Regions from separate parts of the Homo sapiens genome. Here regions 2, 3 and 4 are each linked to region 1. A link is a loop called in an ENCODE intact Hi-C map of the cell type or tissue named here. Cell type or tissue: endothelial cell of umbilical vein. All regions are shown on one strand. Region 1 has its middle 330 kb from the start of CNR1. Region 2 overlaps RNGTT (RNA guanylyltransferase and 5'-phosphatase). Region 3 has its middle 3.3 kb from the start of LINC01590. Region 4 overlaps LOC124901354 (small integral membrane protein 30-like).

Region 1 (5,000 bases):
TTCTTGTGAAGGAACAGAGATGAGAGAGGATTGTTGAAGTCACTTTGAGCTGGAGGATGACCTGGTGGTAAAGCTGAGAGTGAAAGTAGAACTTACACTTGGAACGTATACTTGGAATCATCCTGCTCTGACTACAGTTTGCTCCCAGCTTGAGTGGGCCATTTTAAAATACTCAGTTTGGTTAAGAGCTGTGCCAAGGAGATGGCCTGATAAGTACATATGTTGTACACTCAGCAAATATTCATTAAGCTGAATCCTCCGCCCCACAGTAGTAACTGGACAGATTCAAAAGAAGGGGTACCTTACATCATGGGGTTTATAATCTTCACAGGGGAGAAAAGACATAGATACATAATATAGGCGTGTCATACCATGAGTTCCTTGAGGGGGGAGACTGTTTTATTCAACTCTGTCCCCCTTGGACCTAGCTTCAAAAAAAAGTAAGCTAAACTGAACACTTGCATAGTACACAAAAGAGCCGGATGAGTAATCAGTGCTGAGCGGTTTCCAAGAACAGAGGGTTCCTAATGGGCTAAGTGGAGAGGGAAGTCTGTATGTTACAGGAAGGATATGGCCTGGACCCCAAAATTCTTTGAGAGTGAATTCCTGTATAATCATTGATCTTAAGTCCTTCTTTCTCACTCTGTACTGTAGAACATAAGAAGCAAATGGATGATCCAATTAACTCTGTTCTTTATCCATTGAGAACCAGCTCATTCATTCATTCTATAAGCAGTATTCAGCACATACTATGTGCCAGCATTGCCCCAGGGCCTAGAGATGCAAAAGTGAGGAAGCCAGGCAATCGCTGCCCCATACTCCAGAGAGCCATGGAACCGTATGCTGGCTCCCCTTGCCTCTGACCCTTCCTTTGTCTCTTTGTGTCAGAGGCTAATACATCCTTCTCTTTCTCCTTCTACCCAAAGAAGAAAGGCAGAAGCCCATTAGGATCCCTCAATGTAGTGAAAAGGTTAGCAGAGACTGTAAACAACAGATTATTCCCAGGCTTTTAGGAATCTCTAATGAGAAGAAACTGTCACACTCAAATTCTCTGGTGGTAGTTTCTTTGGGGAGTGTCCCTCGGGAAACATTGCCTGGACAAAATGCACTTTTTTGTACTATGCATAATCCATTACTCCCAGGGAAAGAGTGGGGTTGAAAATAGTTTCAAGACACTATAATTAGCAATGCGATTCTCACAGCTACAAGGAAATCAGATAGGGAATCTAAAACAGCACCATGCCCCTGTCTCTTGCCTTCCTGCTCTTAGGTTTTAGTTCCATTTTTATAGTCACTTCTCTAAGTTGAAACATGGGCTGTCTTCCACAAACACCTACTCTGTGGGTCCTGATGTACCCCCGGATCCATTCTCTGATTTCACTGGCTGTGGACCTGTTCTCTGACCCTGTTCACTTAAGTCCCACACATCCTCAGAGTTCCATTGAACAACTTTACTATAAAGCAGGGTTTGGAAAACCACGACCCACAGGCCCAATCTGGCCCACAGCCTGTTTTTGTAAATAAAGGTTTATTGGAAGACAGCTCTGCTCATTCATTTATGTATTGTCTGGGGTTATTTATGCACTATAGCAGCAAAGTTGAATAGTCGTTACAAAGACCATATGACGCACAAATCCTAAAATATTTATTGTCTGTCCCTTTACAGAAAAAGTTTGCTGACTCCTGTTATAGAGTAAGAGAAATTTAGGACACAAATTCTGTGCTTTCATTGTACCAAACAATGTAGTTGTTTGTATAGAGAAAACTGTATTTATTCCTACTCTTTTCTGATAATATAAATTTTATATGTTGTTTGGGATAATTTGATCATAAGAATCCAGTGATACTCCTGGCTTGTTGTTTCCCAGGAGGGCTAAGGTTAATGACTCATTCCACTGAGTTCAAAGCAAGGCTGGCAAATAGAGAAGTAAACCATTTCGGGACGACTTCACATGAAGTTTTTCAAGATGATATTAGAAAATCAGGTCTTGGAGAGACAGCTTGTCTTGATATGTACCATTTCTTTTTGAGTCAAACTATCAAATGAAACAGAAGAAATAGAAAAACAGAGCTAGATTTCATAAGATTGATATCATTTTCAGTTTAAAAAGGAGATAATCTCAAATATTCAAAGGACAAAGCTGAAGACGATCTCCCAAAATTAAGCCCAGCTTATGAAGAAGGAATTCCTGAAATATAAAGATCTTTCCCACTGTAAATGATCCTTAAAGTTATTGGACTTGCTAAAGAACCATAAGAACAGAAAGGCCTTTTAATGAGCAAGAACTCATTTGTGTTGCTTTGATATAAGATAATCTGTAGATACATATTTACAGCTAGCTGAAAGTTGACTGGTTCTAAATTTTTTTGAATTTGCTAGAAATAGATTTTTTTTTTCTATTGGGAATAAAGTTTGCGCAGCTAATATCTCCACAAACCTACAAACCAACCAAGTATCACAGATATGCTGAGTCACTGCCATCCAGTGGCTGAACAGAATAACTGCTTTAACCATGAACGGGAGACTAAGCTGGGGGGCTGAAAAGGGTCTCAGGAATGAGTTTTATACAGTGGGCCTCAGTTGGTATTGGTCACATTAAAAGTGTGAAACTTATTTACAGATGGTATAATTGCTTAACTAAAAAACTAATAAACTTCATTAAAACTATTAGAATTAATAAGAGAATTTGGCAAAGAGGCTAAAGATAAGATAAATATACAAAACTGTGAAGCTTTTCCCTAGACTAGCAGTGACCGATTTGAAATGGAAACAGAAACAATAATTCCATCCTCATTAGTAATGAAAGCATGGAAGGGCTGGCCACCTCTCCTCCAGGAGGCTTACTGCACATTCAAGTAAAGTACTCAGGACTATGACACTGATCTGATAGCTTCCCAACCTTCCATCAGGCTCTCAGGACTAGTCCCAGCCTACTGTATATCAGTCCCCTTCAGAAACCCAAGGCTTCCCATTAGCAGTTATATGGATCTCTCAGCCCCCACACTATACTGAACAAGCCTAATCCCATCCAACACCCCTCCCTCCCCAATGTTTTCCCTGAGCTCTGTAAAACTCTTAGTCTGTGATCAGAAACCTAATTTCTGAATGGTTGTCCACCAAGCATGCCTCCCCTGCAGCCCTCTGACAAAGAGGCTATTTTTCACCCCACTTCATGTTCCTCAGGGCCAGGAAGGAGGCAAGCCTATTTCTTATTCACCATTGCCTTTTCCCACTCTGAGGCCACCACTACATAGCTTCTCTTTCTTCAAACCTCTTACTCCTTCCCCCCAAACTCTCATCTGAAGACCGCATCTTATACGTAATTGAGGGAATAAGAGTCATCACTAAAAAGTCCCCCTTCACAGTCTAAATAAAGAAACCAGTGGTTCTCAACCAAGGGAAATTGTTCTCCCCAGGGGACATCCAGCAATGTCTAGAGACATTTTTGATTGTCACAACTGGAGGAGGTGGCTACTACTGGGATATCTTAGCCAGGCATGCTGCTAAATATCCTACAACAGACAGCCCCCAACTACAAAGGACTATCTAGCCCAGAATGTCAATAGTGCCAAGGCTGAGAAGCCCTGGTATAGACGAAACTGCCCAGGCACCCCTTTTATCTCTTACTCCAATGAAGAAGTGTCCCTGCTCCCCTAAAAGCTGGTTATCTCTCATTCTCAAGGACCTTCCTCCTGATATCACCCCCTGCTTCTCTCTCTCTCCCTCTCTCTATATATATATGTATCTTCAGTTCTCCCTCTCTATTATGTATATTCAATTATTCAACAAAAATTACTATATGCCAAACACTCTTCTAAGTGCTGAGGACACAAAACAGATGAAAATTCTTGCCCCTGTGAAACTTATATTTTAAGAGAGGAAATGATCAACATTATAAGTAAGTAAACTATACAGTATTAGTGGGGAGTTAAAAAGAAAAAAACAGGAAAGAGGAACAGAAAGTATGTGGCAGAACAGGGGGTTAAATTTTAAATAGGTGGCTGGGGAAGGACATCCTGATATGCTGAAATTTGAGCTAAATCCAGAAGAAAATAAGGAAAATATTTACCCAAATATCTGGGGAAAGAGCATCCTAAGCAGTGGGAAAAATAAGTGCAAAGAGAGAGAGAGAGCCTGGCTTGGGGTTTGTCTGGTGGGTACAAGGAACAAAGAGAGGCTATGGCAGTTAAAGCAGATTGACCAAGGGGAGAGCTGTAGAAGATGAAGTCAGAGAGGTAGTGAGGGTGAAATGGGGTATAATTTTGGCTTGTACTCATCTAAGTGAGATAGAGAAACTTCAGAGGATTTGAACAAAGGATTTCATCATTTGACTTTCACTTCAACACAAGGGTCAACAAACTACAACCAGCAGGACACCGCTTGCTTTTTTTTGAGACGGAGTTTTGCTCTGTTGCCCAGGCTGGAGTGCAGTGGTGTGGTCTCAGCTCACTGTAACCTCTGCCTCCTGGGTTTAAGTTATTCTCCTGCCTCAGCCTGCTGAATAGCTGGGATTACAGGCACGTGCCACCACACTCAGCTAATTTTTGTATTTTTAGTAGAGAAGGAGTTTCACCATGTTGGCCAGGCTGCTCTCAACTTCTGACCTCAAGTAATCCACCTGCCTTGGCCTCCCAAAATGCTGGAATTACAGGCATGAGCCACCACGCCCAGCCCACCACTTGCTTTTATAAGTAAGGTTTTCTTGAAACACAGCCTCATTCATTTCTTTTGTCTCTGGTGGCTTTCAAGCTATAATGGTAGAAGTGAATAGGTGGGACAGAGACGACATGGTCCATAAAACCTGACATACTTACTATTTGGCCCTTTACAGAAAGAGTGGAGAAGAACTCTTTAATAAAGCCAGGAAGCTCAGAAACCATACATGAAAAGATATATTTGACAGCAAAAAAATTCAAATTCATTTAGGAAAAGTTATAAACAAAGTACAGAAACAAATAAGAGATTGGAAAAATATTCATTACAAATAAAACTTTAATAT
Region 2 (5,000 bases), 290 kb after region 1:
GGGATAAATCTCACTTGGGGATTTTAAATGTATTCTGAGTACAAAGTAAAAAAAGAAAAGGTATTACCTGAGTGTCTTAAAATTGATTATAGAGGAATGAACATTGTAAGCCTTGAAGGATGGGTAATATTCACTCATGCAGATTTGCAGCATGAAGTAAATATGGGCAAAAAAACAGGAGTAGAGAAATATAGGATGTGCTAAAGGAGAGGCAAGTCTCCCAATTCAGTGTGTGCATTATGGAGGGTGGGGCCATATTATAAGAAAAATACTTAGGAAGGAAAAATTGCTAAGTGTCCAATACTAGTATTTTTAAATTATCCAAGTCAAATTGCATTCTAACAAATTTTTAATTTAATTTTTAAAATTAGATATGGAGTCTTGCTATCTTGCCCAAGCTAGAATGCAGTGGCTATTCACAGGTGCAGTCACAGCACTGCAGCCTTGAACTCCTGAGTTTAAGCAATTCTCCCACCACAGCCTCCTGAGTAGCTGAGACGAAGGGTGCAATCCATTGCACCCAGCTCAAACAGATTTTTATAAATTATTTAAAACTGCAAAAATCATAATCACAGGATTGCTTACTTCAAACGGAAGTCCATACAATGACGATTCAATATAATTTAAGTTTTGCTAAGAAAGAAAAAATCATTGGAATTGATAGGAAACACCTTTTAACTGTGCCACGTGTAAGAAAATAATGCACATTATTTTCCCTCAAGTTTTGTATTGAAGCATGAGTAAGTATAAAATCAAATATATAATTTTTCAGTGGAAATTTTCTTCCATATATTTGCCCTGAGAGATTTATTTAGGTAACATACATGCTTCAGGATAATCACAAATAAATCTCTTTAGAAAGTTTTTTTGGAATGTTGAAACTGCAACATTTTCCCATTGTCAACCCATTAGTGAAGAGAATCTGATAAAATATAGTCATTTTCCTAGTAAAGCTTATTTGACAGAAAAGTCACAGGCCTTTAAGTAACAGTGGCTCATTACAGTAGTAAAGGGTCAAAAAAAGTAAGGGGAGAAAGGAGTGTCAGCAAGAGAGAATAGGCCCAAGAAAAAGAGTAAGTTTGTGTAGCTTGAAACACACTATGCACATCCCACCGCATTTGCAACCTCTGCCAAGGAAATTTCATACTTACAGGCAAATCATCCTTTAGTTCCGTTTCCTACTTGTTTATAGTAAGTGACTACAAGAACACTTAGAAACCAATATCAATCTAAGTTATTAAATCTAGAAAAGTTGAATGATGGTATAGTTTTAAAATATCTCCTAATAGGTACCTAATGATAAATTCTAAAAAGCTTTAATATGTAATTTTATTTATATAACAGATATTAAATATCATTCACATTCTCTTGCCTGGAAATCAAGACTCAATTTTGTCTAATAAGAAAACAACATGTATCAACTCTTCTGTTTTTACACAGCAATAATTCAGAAACTTAAGTAACTCCTCATCTCATTGCACATCAAATCATTCATATTAATTTGGAATACTAGACTTGATATTATTAGGAATTTCAAAGCACCTTTATGAAAATTAATGATTATAAAATTTTAGAAAATGGGGCCAGGTGCAGTGGCTCACGTCTGTAATCCCAGCACTTTGAGAAGCCAAGGCGGGCAGATCACCTGAGGTCAGGAGTTCAAGACCAGCCTGGCCAACATGATGAAACACCATCTCTACTAAAAATGCAAAAATTAGCTAGGCATGGTGGTGCATGTTTGTAGTCCCAGCCACCTGGGGGGGCCAAGGCAGGAAAATTGCTTGAACCTGAAAGGCAGAGGTTGCAGTGAGTCAAGATCACACCACTGCACGCCAGCCTGGGCAATAGGGTGAGACTCTGTCTCAAATAAATAAATTAATTAATTAATCTAGAAAATGGTATTTTAAGAATACTGTAGCTCCCAGTTATTGAATGTAGATTCAACAATGACACAGATTCTATGAGTAAAATATATTGAAATACCCATTAGAATGTAATTCTACTTCAGAAAAAATCACATCAATTTTGTGCCTACAAAACACCTAGTAAAATGCTCAAATACTTTAATAAAATAATTAAAAATACAGAATTTCAAAACTTACTACAAAAATATCTGTCTCAGGTACACTTAATTTAAAAATGAAATATCTGAGATTATGAAATAAGCTAACAATATTTATGAAAGATTATATAAATCACTACCAAATAATCCCTTTTTCATGATCCCCAAAATAATAAGAGCAAATATATTACAAATACAGAAACTGAATAAGCCTTTTAGAAATAAATATTTATGATTTATCAAACTTGAAATACAGAATCTTGCTGAACTATAAACAAGGATATAAAAACACCATTCTACATGTTCTCGTGTATAGTCAGAGTAATATAATTCAATTTACCAGCATGTATCTAGGTTAAAATAATTATCAGAGCTATAGTTAACTGATAAATACAATACTTAGTTTATAGAAATAAATCTGATTGTATGAGGTGAGCTGTCAAAAAAAAACTGGGGATATGTTAGGTGTAAACGTAATTACCAATATAACCCAAGATATCCATTGCCATTGTAAAGTCAAAAACATAATAAATGTAAACGTCAGGCAGCAAAATAAGATGCTTAAGAAAGTGTTGACCAGATGAGAACAGAACCTGGCTTAGAGGTAGAAGATGGCCATATGCCAAAGAGAAGTCTGTAAAACTAAGGTGGACAGGAAGCTAACTGGAGGTATACATGATATATATTTGTGGTGTAAAGCACTGGTTCTCAACTAGGGGAGATTTTGCCTCCAAGGGATATTTGGCAATGCGTGGAGACATTTTTGGTTGAACAAGAGGTGGGGAGGGGGTGCTACTGCCATCTAGTGGTTAAAGGCTAGATATGCTACTAAACATCCTACAAAGCACAGGGCAGCTGCCCACAACAAAGAATTCTAGCCCAAAATGTCAATGGTGCCAAGGCTGAGAAAACCTGATGTAAATGAAGCTAGCATTAGTAACGGCAAAGGAGCAACGTATTTAGTCCCTCTTTGCCTCTACTAACGTAATTATTTTAAGCAAGTTCAAAGTGGGCTTTATCTATCTCATTTGTAAAAATGCAATAATAGCATTTTGCTTGCCTAAAACAGGATATCTAGACCAGAGATATCTAAAAACACCTTGCAGGCTTATGTTATTCTATTATTTCCACTAGTAAAATGTGAGTAGTTATCACCAGGTTCTACAGTAAAACCTGAGACATAATGCCTTCTTCACAAAGATCACATCTGAAGCTAAGAAAGATCCCTGTCCTTACTATAATATTAGTTTTATTACAGCATTTATTTTTAAAGAAAACTTTAGAAATCCTAGACAGTAATGCTACTAGAGACAGTAAAACAATGGAATCAATTATGAACGCACATTCTTCAAGAATCTATTATTTGTCTTTTCACTGTTACACATTATACAGCATCCACTCCTCTAAGACTCCAAATACACTTACAATGAAAATTACTCCCAAATCTTCATCTTTTGTCCTAACTTTCTCCCAAATAAAAGTATGCCAGGCACTGGCTTATTCATTAGTACCCTAAAGGCAGCCTAAAGTTTTAAATCTAAAACTGAATCATTTATATTCTTAAACAAAAAACTAGTTCATCTCCATTCTGATTTCCATTTCTGATTAACATAATGCTCCTAACCAGAAAGGTTCAAAACTCTCGAATCATCTTTGATGCGATCTCTACCAATTCCATATTCCACCAATTATCTCTATTACTTTTTCACCCAGGCTATTGTGATCAACCTAACTGTTATCCCTATTATCAACAGGCCCTATCAAATACAACTGATCCTGAATCCATCTGGTTAGATGGTTTACTGAAAATAATACAAGCTTCTCAACCTAACAACCAAAGACCACCTCCCCGTGCCCACTTACCTAGCCTTATTCATCCTCTCTAGTTTTATCCCCTACTATGCCCTTTACACAGAATAATTAAGGCAGCAATAACTTCTAAGGGCTAACATCGACTGAGTTTTTCACTTTTCACCAGTTACTGGTTTGAGTGTTCTTAAATCACTTTATTCTCAAAATAGCTCCATGAGGTAGTTCAATCTAACATAGTACCCTTTTCTCATGGATCACAAAACAGAGTCATAAAGAAATTGGTAGAAAAGATATTTGAACCCAAGTATTTTATTCCAGATTCCAAAATATATACTAACTACCACATTGTACGGGGTGAATGGAAAGACAAAAAGGTGCACACCATACACAAAAATCAACTCAAATGGATTAAACATTTAAACACAAAAGTGGAAACTGTAAAACTCCTAGAAGTAAACAAAGAAAAACTTCTTGACACTGGTCTTGGCAACTATTTTCTGGATATAACACCAAAAGCACAGGCAACAGAAGCAAAAATAGACAAGTGGGACTATATCAAACTAAAAACCTTCTGCACAGCAAAAGAAACAATGAACAAAGTGAAAGGTCACCTATGAAATGAGAAAAAATAATCTTCAAACTATACATCCACAGGGGTTAATATCCAATATATAAAATCATACAACTCAATATTAAAAATACAAATAACCTGTTAAAAATGGGTAAGGGCCCTGAATAGACACTTCTCAAAATAAGAAACGTAGATGGCCAACAGACCTATTGAAAAGCTGCTCAGCATTTCTAATCAGCAGGGAAATGCAAATCAAAACCTCAATAAGACAGCACTTCACATTTACGAGGATGCCTATTATCAAAAAGGCAAGAAATAACAAGTGTTGTCAAGGATATGGAGAAAAGTGAACCCTTGTATACTTCGGTGAGAATGTAAATTGGTACAGCCCATTAGTGAAAACAGTATTGAGGTTCCTCAAAAAATTAAAGACAGAACCACCCTATGATTCAGCAATCCCACCTCTGAGTATGTATCTGGAAGTATTGAAAACAGGATCATGAAGAGATATCTGCTCTCTCCCATTCACTGCAGCTTTATGCACAATAGCGAAGA
Region 3 (5,000 bases), 1.1 Mb before region 1:
GTGCCAGGTGATTGCTCTTCTGTCACAAACATAAGAATGGAGCCACTGCAGGAAGGAGGGTCAAAAAATTTATTTTGTTCAAGCCTTGGAGAGCGAGCCACATCTTGTAACCAGATTGTGGTGCTCTATGTTATGTACTTGTCCTATTACCCTGGACGTTAGTAAATGTTCCAGCCTTGCCTCAGGGTTGCTGTGGGTTTGGGAGCATTGCCCCCATGAGGTCAGTTCTGTGATGGCAGCAGTAACTCATGAGATCCCCAAGGGAAAGAGACATCAATAGTTGAGAATATGCAATCCTTCTGTGAACCTTCGCCCTCCTGTACCAATCCTACAAAATTAGGAGTCATTGTTCTATGAGAGAAGGCCATCTTCCTCATGGTGTATTCACTGCAATTTCTAAATCCCCTTGTAAATAAGCTGTTTGTTTGTTTGTTTGTTTGTGACGGACTTTTGTTCTTGTTGCCCAGGCTGGAGTGCAATGGCGCGATCTCAGCTCACCGCAACCTCCACCTCCCGGCTTCAGGTGATTCTCCTGCCTCAGCCTCCTGAGTAGCTGGGATTACAGGCATGCACCACCACGCCTGGCTAATTTTGTATTTTTAGTAAAGACTGGGTTTCTCCATGTTGGTCAGGCTGGTCTCGAACTCCTGACCTCAGGTGATCTGCCCACCTCGGCCTCCCAAAGTGCTGGGATTACAGGCGTGAGCCACCGTGCCCGGCTGTAAATAAGTATTCTTACACAGTAGGTGCAAGATGATAGCATATAGGTTAGACATAGGCTAGAATCTGTGGGACCTTAGGCAAGTTACTTCACCTCTCTGTGTTTAGCGTTCTCATCTATAAGATATATATAATAGTACTTCTCTGAAAAGGCTTCTTGTAAGAATTAAATAATATATAAAAATGCTTAGCACAGTGCCAGGCTTATAGTACATGGTTAACACAAGTTCCCTATTATTGCTATAGTACCTTGCCAAACTTCTTTTTTATCAGCCTGATTAATGGGGGGGAAACTACCTTCTTCCTCGGGTCTTCTGATTTCCTGGAAAATTAGTAAACTGTAGTAAAACTATGGACATCAGTCCCTAAGATCATAGCACTAGGCTAGGCAATGTGGGAACTTCAAAAGAATTTTAGAACATAGTTCTCGTCCACCAAGTGCTTACAAGTAAGTTGGAAATGCAGATACGTGGGTTTAAATCTTGACACTACTGTTTAATAACCTTAAGGACCTTGAGCAAGTTTTTTTTTAAATCTCTCTAGGCCTCAGTTTCTTCTTTTTAAAAATGGGGATTATAACAGTAATCACCTCATTGAGTTAATATGATAATTAAATAAGTGAATAGAAGGAAAATGGTCCAACAGTGTTGACATATGGTAAATGCTAACTATTGCTATCTATCACCATGAAGCAGTGTATGTATGAGGAAGTGCCCACAGGAGTGTGCCTCCGGGATGAAGCAAAGCAACAGAGATCCAAGCAGGAGAGGCTGCAACAGGCTGGAGATATGCAGAGTCTTCATGGGGGAGGTAAGACTTAGCTGAGTTTGCAGGCTAGGTAAGCTTGAGACAGGCAAAGACACGTTCAGGAAGAAATAGCATTACCAAAAATACTAAGAAGGAAATTGGCAGGGGCATTTGTTACTACAAACTGCCTTACTAATTCCAGCATACCAGGATTCTCTTTGAGACTTGCAATGCGTAACAGGTAAGTGCTTAATGAATATTTTCCAACTTGTAAAGGACACAGGGAAGTGTGGATTATTCCTTCCCACCCCCAAAATTATTTTACGTCAGTTTCTTGAATTCTGCAAAATTCTCATCTAAATTATTGCAGCTAAGTTTATGCAGTTGTATAGTTGGGGGTGGGCAGTGGGAGAATTTGTAGCTGTAATATCCTGTTTTGACAGTAGGTGGCTCCCTTACATATATGTAAGAAAAGTGGCACTGTGGTCTGTATAGGAAATCACTTAAGTCACTTGAGTAATTGTCACATACTGTATGTCATTGAGGCTGAACATGGAGGCAGTTCTTCACATTGATTTTTGTATGAAAGATGACATTAATGCAGCAGAAGGAACTTTCTTCCTTCTTAGGAACTATGCTTACCTCTTGAGGGTGACAATCTGATTATTATTCTGGGAGTGAAGGTCAGATCCTTGGCAGTACATGTTCCCTCAACTTCTCTCATAAAGATTGGCATTCAGCTTTAACAGTACCTCGTTCATACATGCTATAGACATCACAATCTGGGCTTCTAACTACTACAAAATTATGCTAGAACTTTAGTAATGGCATGGATAACCCACCAGGAACCTTTTCATTTTACCATTCCTTGATATTTAGACTCCACAGACATCAGCTTCATTTCATTCAATATCAGAAATAAGTAGTAGCTCCAGTTAGTCTCTCTTTTTCCGTCAAGTGGACCTGCTTAAATTCTACAGCTGGTAATCTCAGCTCCATTCTGGCCAGTTCGACCCATTGTCCCATCCTGTTACTCCTTATCGATCTGAGGTTTGCTAGAATCCTCTGTTCTGGGGTACTGTGGGAGAAAGTCTACAAATAGAGCAAATCTGGGCCACTGCAGATTTCAATCACATGTGACTAAATTACAATCAGATCATAAAAATTAGTCTGCAACACTGATATTGATTACAAATTTTATAAGTATCAATAAACTATGCTCTCATTTTTGGTACTTCAAGTCATTTTTATTACTAAGTTGCTGACAGGGATAACCTATTTTTTTAAATGCCTAATGCACACATGTATCATTGTCCATCAGAATCAAAGACAGAATTTGTACATAATATTGAAAAATGGAAAAGTGCTTGCTGCACATGGTATTTTAGATTAGCTACTTTTGCAAAGTGTGTACCCCTGGACCACCTGAACTAGAATAACCTGGAATGCTTGTTAAAATGAAAATTTTCAGCTGGGCGTGGTACCTCATGCCTGTAATCCCAGCACTTTGGGAGGCTGAGGTGGGCGGATCACGAGGTCAGGAGATGAGACCATCCTGGCTAACACGATGAAACCCCATCTCTACTAAAAATACAAAAAATTAGCCAGGTGTGGTGGCACATGCCTTTAGTCCCAGCTACTTGGGAGGCTGAGGCAGGAGAATTGCTTGAACCCGGGAGGCAGAGGTTGCAGTGAGCCGAGATCATGCCACTGCACTCCAGCCTGGCAACAAAGTGAGATTCTGTCTCAAAAAAAAAAAAAAAAAAAAAAGAAAGAAAGAAAGAGCAAGGGATGTCCTTAACCAGAAAAATGATATTTATTTTTTCATTTTCAGCAAACATCATACTTAAAGGGGTAATGCAAGCATTTATTTTAAGCTAGTGGAACTGAGTATTACTACTGCTACTATTCAAAATTGAACTGGAAGTTTTAATTAGAACAGTAAAAGAGGGAAAAGACATGAAAAGTAAATGTACTGACTGATACTACCTGACTTCAAGGCTTACTGAAAAGCTACCAGACAGTGTGGTATAAGCCAAAGAATAAATAAATAGATCAGTGGAACAGAATAAGGAGTCCAGAAATAGACCCACACAGACATAGTCAATTCTTTTGAAAAAGGTGCAAAGGCAATCCAAAGGAGAAAAGATAATATTTTCAACAAAAGGTGCTGGCACAACAGGACATCCAGAAGCAAAAAAGAAAAAAAGAAAAAAAAATGAAGACACAAACTCTATAGCCTTCACAAAAATTAACTCAAAATGATAACAGACCTAAATGTAAAACACAAAATTATAAAACCTATAGGATATAACAGAAAAAAACTAGATGACCTTGAATTTGATGATGATTTTTTAATAGAATACCAAAAGCATCATCCATAAAAGAAAAAATGGATAGGTTGGGCTTCATGAAAATTGAAAACTTCTGCACTGCAAAATACCTTGTTAAGGGAATGAAAACACAAGCCACAGACTTGGATAACATTTTTGCAAAACACATATGTGATAAAGGACTGTTAACCACATCATACAAAGAACCCTTAAAACTAAACAATATGAAACAAAAAACCCAACTTTTAAAATGAGCAAAAAATTTCAACAGATATCTCACTAAAGGAGATATATAGATGGCAATTAAGCATATGAAAAGGTGTTCAACATCATATGTCATTAGGGAATTGCAAATTAAAATAACAATAACATACTACTACACACCTATTAGGATGGCCAAAACAATACATTTACAACAACAAATGCTGCCAAGGACGTGAAGAAATTGGAATTCTTTTCTCTGCTGACATGTGGGAATGCAGAATGGTATAGCCACTTTGGAAAGCAGTTTGGCAGTTTCTTACAAAACTAAACATAGTCTTACCATGTGGTTCAACAATTGTACTCCAGTAAAAAGATCAGTGGTTGCCAGGGGTTGGGGGAAGGGAGGGATGATAGAGCACAGAGCATTTTTATAACAGTAAAACTATTCTGTATGATACTGTAATGGTGGATACCTGTCCTTATACATTTGTCCCAACCCATAGATTCCACGGCACCAAGAGTGAATCCTAAACTATGGACTTCAGGTGATAATGATGGGTTCATCAATTATAACATGTGCCACCGTGGTGCAGGATGTCAGTAGCCAGGGAGGTTAGGTGTGTGGGGATAGGGATAGACGGGAACTTTGTACTTTCTACTCAATACTGCTGTGAACCTAAAATTGCTCTAAAAAATAAAATTTATTAATTTTTTTAAAAGTGGGGACAAAGTCTTCCCTGGAACCTGTCACAAGACATGCCTATGACATGCTTTTGGTGTCTACATATCAAGCCAGCTTTTTTCCACTTAATTAACATCTCATATTCATTAAACAATTATTAATAAAATACCTACCATGGGATAGGCATTGTTCTAGGTACTAGGAATAAAGTAGCAAATGAAGCAGATATTTAAAAACTCAGATATTTCACATCTGGGAATCTGAATAAATTACATGCGATACAAAAAATTCTTATACTCAAATAACTCCACTGT
Region 4 (5,000 bases), 1.4 Mb before region 1:
GTATAGTCCCATTGATTAAGTTCAAATATAGGCAAAATTAAATTATACATCCTTAATGATATGTACACAGGTGGTGAAACCATAAAGAAAAGCAAACCATTAACACAAATATAAGAATAATCGTTACTTCTGGGAAGAAGAAAAGGGAATCACAGAAGGCTTCTAAGAAACTGATAACATTCAGCAGAAATATCTTTAACAAGTGGTTTCATACAAGGTGTTCATTTAATATTGTTCTTTGGACCATACATAGTGTCTTATAGACCTTTTCTGTATATGATGTCTTTTACAATAAAATGTTTAATATGACTGTTTAATTAGACACATAAAAAGCATTTGATTTTTTTAAAATACCTTTAGCAAGCTAGATATAGAAGAAATCTTCATTCAAATGATGGCTACTAAATAGAAACCTACAGCAAGCATCACACCTAAGAGCAGAACATGAAAAGCATCCCTACTAGGGTCAGGAGAAGAGAAAGGATGCACTGTTGTTACTAGTCTTCATCCTAAATGGTAGTCATATATTTCTAATGGATTTGAATACATTTAACTCACTAATGAGTAGTTGGTACTTACTCCATTTATCATACTGACATAAGGAAGACTGACAGTCTCATCACAATGTAACTTTGTCATAGTCCCGGAAACAATTATACATATGCAGTCCTGACTTGCGTTAATAATGAATTAATTAATCCCAGCACTTTGGAAGGCCAAGGCAGGCCAACATGGTGAAACCTCATCTCTACCAAAAATACAAAAATTAGCCGGGCAGGGTGGCAAGCACCTGTAATTTCAACTACTTGGGAGGCTGAGGCAGGAGAATCACTTTAATCCGGGAGACCAAGGTTGCAGTGAGCCGAGATCACACCACTGCACTCCAGCCTTGGCAACAGAGCAAGACTCCATCTCAAAAATAACAATAATAATGAATTAATTAATTATTCCAACAATACTAATTGTTTCCAGCTAAACTTGTGTGGAATTGTAATTCTATTTCTCTCATTCTTTTGATCATGGGTCATCTTTCAGAGAGTCACGCCTCCAGAAGATGGAACAATGAGGCAATCTGGTCTAATGAAAAGTCTGTAGACCTTGAAGTCAATCAGGTGTATGTTCAAATTTAGCTCCATCACTTCCAAGCTGGGTGTGACCTTGATTGTATCAATTAATCTCTCCAGTCTTCTATTTGACATCTTACAAAATGAGGATAATAATGCATACTCTGCAGAAATGTGAGTCCTTGAAATACTACATGTCAAGGACCTAGCTCAAAGCCTGGGTATAAAAGATGATCAAAAATGGTCATAGTTGTCCAGGCGTGGTGGCTCACGCCTGTTATCCCACGACTTTGGGAGGCCAAGGTGGGCAGATCACCTGAGGTCAGGAGTTTAAGACCAGTCTGGCCAACATGGCGAAACTAAAAAATACAAAAATTAGCCGGGCGTGGTGGCAGGCGCCTGTAATCCCAGCTACTCGGGAGGCTGAGGCAGGGAGAATTGCTTGAACCTGGGAGGCAGAGGTTGCAGTGAACCAAGATCACACCACTGTACTCCAGCCTGACTCCATCTCAAAAAAAAAAAAATGGTCATAGTTGTGATTATTTTATTAACTTCACAGTAGCCAGCTAAACTCCTGAAACCAACCCCCAAAATGTTGATTAACAGTTGACAGAGAACGCTGGTGTGCTGCCATGGCACTTATTAGCCCTGTCTTATTCAAATGTTTATCAATCGCTTGAAACATAGCCTAAATGATTATTAAATTTCTAGATGATATAACGATAGACCAAATGACTAAAACACTGTGGTCCCCAACAACACTAGGACCAAAACCAACAGGATGAAATTTGATGTGAGTAAAAGGAAGGACCTGTGTTGGATTTCCCTGACATTGCACTTGGCACAGGACAAGCAATGATAGCATCTAAAGGACCCTCTTGTTTGTGAGTTTGGTGTGAGCTAACAGTGTGTGAGCGTCTATAACACATGCGAATTTAGTTTGCCTGACAAGGTTAGCAGTACCCTGAATTTAAAAACAGAGAAGAATTATGTGGCCAGCCCCAGTTACAATAAGCAGACAAGGCAGCTCTCTCTCCTCAGTAGAGCAGCATCACACATCTCAGAGACCCCTATGGAGTGGTGGTGGGAACATGCGGACTTGAATTAGATTGCTATCAATCCACTTTTAAACTACTAACATGTCTGTTTCTAACAGCCTCAGGGAATAGGCATTACAAACCATCACAAAAACTCATTTTTTTAAAAAAACACATGGCAGCAACCATAATAATAAAACTGCACAAAAGAACCAAAGCAAGAAAAAGCAAGAAGGAAGAAAAGGTCAGCATTACAGTGATGTTGATTGGATTGCAATGACCTGTTCATATTCTTGCTTTTGAAACACCAGGTTCTCTAGGTCATTTAAAAGGAAACTAATTAATTGCTTCTGATATTTTCTTTCATCTCCAAATCATGTCTCTTTTTTTTTTTTTTTTTAAGGTTTTTGGCTACACATTGCCACTGGGTGGAGCTCAAAGTCCACAAAAGCACCTTGGAACCAGCAAGTAAATAAAAAGCAGCCAGCCACGGACTCATTTTCAGACACATAACATTTACAATATTTTTTTTCTCTTGTATTGATACGTGAAGAAGCACAAACACTGAATGAAAGGAAGTGGCCATCTTTTAGAAAGAAAGAAAGCATCTCTGCAACTGAAAAAAAAAAAAAACAGCCAGCTCGGAAAGAGATTGCGGAAGTGGTTTTCAGAGATCAATAATATGCAATTATTGACTTAAGCTGAGAGTGAGATTGGAGGCTTACAATCATAACGAATTGAAGTTCTTGCATAGAGAATTTGTTTTGCTGTATTTTTTTATCACCTTTTTTTAATTGCACAGAGGCACTTGCAGCTTGGCAGCTTTATTTTGCATAGGTACACTGTGTGAATGTGTGTATATTATGAGTATAGGTTAAATGCATTCCTGTAAGAAGGCCCAGAGGCTGCCTGTGGGGCCCAGACAGTCCATCTGCTCCAGCAACCATCCCCTTGGGAAAATAAAACGTGAAATGCCACTAAGACAACCGATTATTATGCTGTTTTAGATTAGGCAACTTGTGCTTTCCCCCTTTGTCAAACCCCTGAAAGGAAGAGTTGCAAACCAGAAGAGAAAATAATAATGAGCTTTTCATTACCTCCAGAGCATGAGCTGAAAGTTTCTTTGACAAAGAGAGGAGGGAAATCGGATGTGTCTCAACTGGCTCCAGTTATATTAGCATTTTTCTTTTGTAGCTACACTAGCATTTTTCCAATTTCCAGTTTTCTTTTCTTGGGCTAATAGTACATGTTTAACAAAATTTAATTGAGTTATAACGAAATAGCTAACACTAAAGCAGTACTTATTATATGTGAATGCTGAGTATTTCACATCTTCACCCCTTTTAATACAACAGCCCTTTGAGGGAGAGGGAGGAATTATTATCATCTCCATTTTGCAGGCATGGAAAAAAAGCCTCAGCAAAGTTAAGTAACTTGTGCAATGATACTCAGCTAGGAAATGGCAATACCTACCTCAGCTGCCTTTCTGCACCGAAACTCATTCTCTTCCTTTCCCATCAGCATATTTCACTGAAGTCTCAGGATGTCCTAGTTAAAAACAAACTCAGTCAGAGAGAAGATATGCCGGTTATGACCTACCTTACTCCCGACCCATTACCCCCTAGGTCCCACCCAGCAGCATTGTGATCTGAGGAAAAAGGAAGGCAATGCTCTAGCTTCCCAAGGGGAGGTTTCACCCAAAATAGGCTTAGCATCCCCTCTCCTCCCAGCAGAGAAGCTCAGCAAAAAGTCTGGATTCTACTATCGCTCTCCAGTTCCATCCCTTGGCAGTCACTGAAGAGCACCTCTGGCAGTCACTTAAGAGCACCCCAAATCTTACCACCTGTGAGAGCTTGGGCAGGTGACTTAAACTCCCTTGTGTTTTTAAACCTGTGAAATACAAATAAGAATACCTTCCTCACAGGTTTCTATGGGAATTAAATAAGTTAAAGTATAGAATGCTTTTGATAGTGCCTGGCACTCTCTACAAGCTAACACGTTGACCATTCCCATTATCACTGATGCAATATCGTCGGCTTTGCACCCCACCCTTTTTTTCTTTTACAACATAATGGGTTTATATTTAATATAGTATTTCTCATCAGGAGGATGTTACTCAGTTGATATAAAGTGCTTTTTTAACGTTAAATCTTTTCCATGTCAATGTCTATAGTGTTTTTTTACATTAAATCTTTCCTGCATTTCAGTATTAGATACACTGAATACATTTTTCTAAATGTTTTTTCCCCAGAGATAAAAGTTTCCCTTTTTGGCTATTTGATATCTAAATACAATATTAACTTGGAAGATAACAAAACAAAAATCAAATCAAAATATGGAGAAAAGACTCCTCAATGATTCAAGAAGTAGTGATTATAACTGAATACTGGTGATTTTCTAGGATTCTGGGCAAGAACTTCCTTCTTCCTATTTCACGTGCTTTGAGAATTCTAAAACTATGAAATATTACTTATGTAAATTTCAGCCATCTTACTTCCTTGACCTTCTTTCTAACCAGCAAATACAAATTATAGGCTGCATTTTTCTGTGCATTATTTGTTGTAAAGAAAACTCTTTTTTTTTTGTTCCCATTTCATGGAAACAATGAAAAATGTAAAACTCCCCTATTTACTGATTCCTGGAAACTTTCACCAAAGCTCAGGTTTAGCCTCAATAGCACAAAGCCTTTCAGGGTGAGGCTTGATTCAGTAGGCCCTTCAAAGTCACATCTGTCCATTTCTCTTTCGTGCATATACCCCCAAGCAAGCAAGAATGTCTGTAACGCTGAGAACCACACCTAACAAGAGAGTGATTGCATCACCGGCTTCTACTGCTTCACCCAGGCAGCACCAAAATAGTGACATGAGGACTAAGGCAACTGTGCTGAAATTCAGATCAT

The links. A loop is a pair of places that touch in the nucleus more often than their neighbours do. Peaks named below come from ENCODE experiments on the same cell type or tissue, not always from the same donor. Only the 100,000 strongest peaks of a DNase experiment are listed, where the experiment ranks them.
Region 2: it touches region 1 in a loop (2.6-fold over the local background); 5 of 110 quality-filtered maps call a loop at or near these places.
Region 3: it touches region 1 in a loop (20-fold over the local background); 7 of 110 quality-filtered maps call a loop at or near these places.
Region 4: a loop joins it to region 1, with 7 times the contacts of the local background. A loop is called at or near these places in 4 of 110 quality-filtered maps.

The regions. Positions count from the first base shown.
Region 1 is chr6:88,490,543-88,495,542 of GRCh38, forward strand. No RefSeq gene overlaps it. Among named protein-coding and RNA genes, the nearest start is that of CNR1, 330 kb to the left of the region's middle. In endothelial cell of umbilical vein, a CTCF peak has its summit at 2,495 (motif pointing left); a DNase peak (open chromatin) is centred at 499; H3K27ac peaks cover 1,244 bases.
Region 2 is chr6:88,778,130-88,783,129 of GRCh38, forward strand. All of the region lies in intron 12 of RNGTT (RNA guanylyltransferase and 5'-phosphatase), which reads right to left. Among named protein-coding and RNA genes, the nearest start is that of RNGTT, 180 kb to the right of the region's middle. In endothelial cell of umbilical vein, a CTCF peak has its summit at 2,846 (motif pointing left); a DNase peak (open chromatin) is centred at 2,852.
Region 3 is chr6:87,391,313-87,396,312 of GRCh38, forward strand. No RefSeq gene overlaps it. Among named protein-coding and RNA genes, the nearest start is that of LINC01590, 3.3 kb to the right of the region's middle. In endothelial cell of umbilical vein, CTCF peaks have their summits at 224 and 1,898 (motif pointing right); a DNase peak (open chromatin) is centred at 1,929.
Region 4 is chr6:87,064,092-87,069,091 of GRCh38, forward strand. LOC124901354 (small integral membrane protein 30-like) reads right to left here. Exons shown (of 2, transcript XM_047419629.1): 2 at 4,825-4,979. The coding sequence ends at 4,825. Among named protein-coding and RNA genes, the nearest start is that of CGA, 29 kb to the right of the region's middle. In endothelial cell of umbilical vein, a CTCF peak has its summit at 2,532 (motif pointing right); a DNase peak (open chromatin) is centred at 2,570; H3K27me3 peaks cover 630 bases.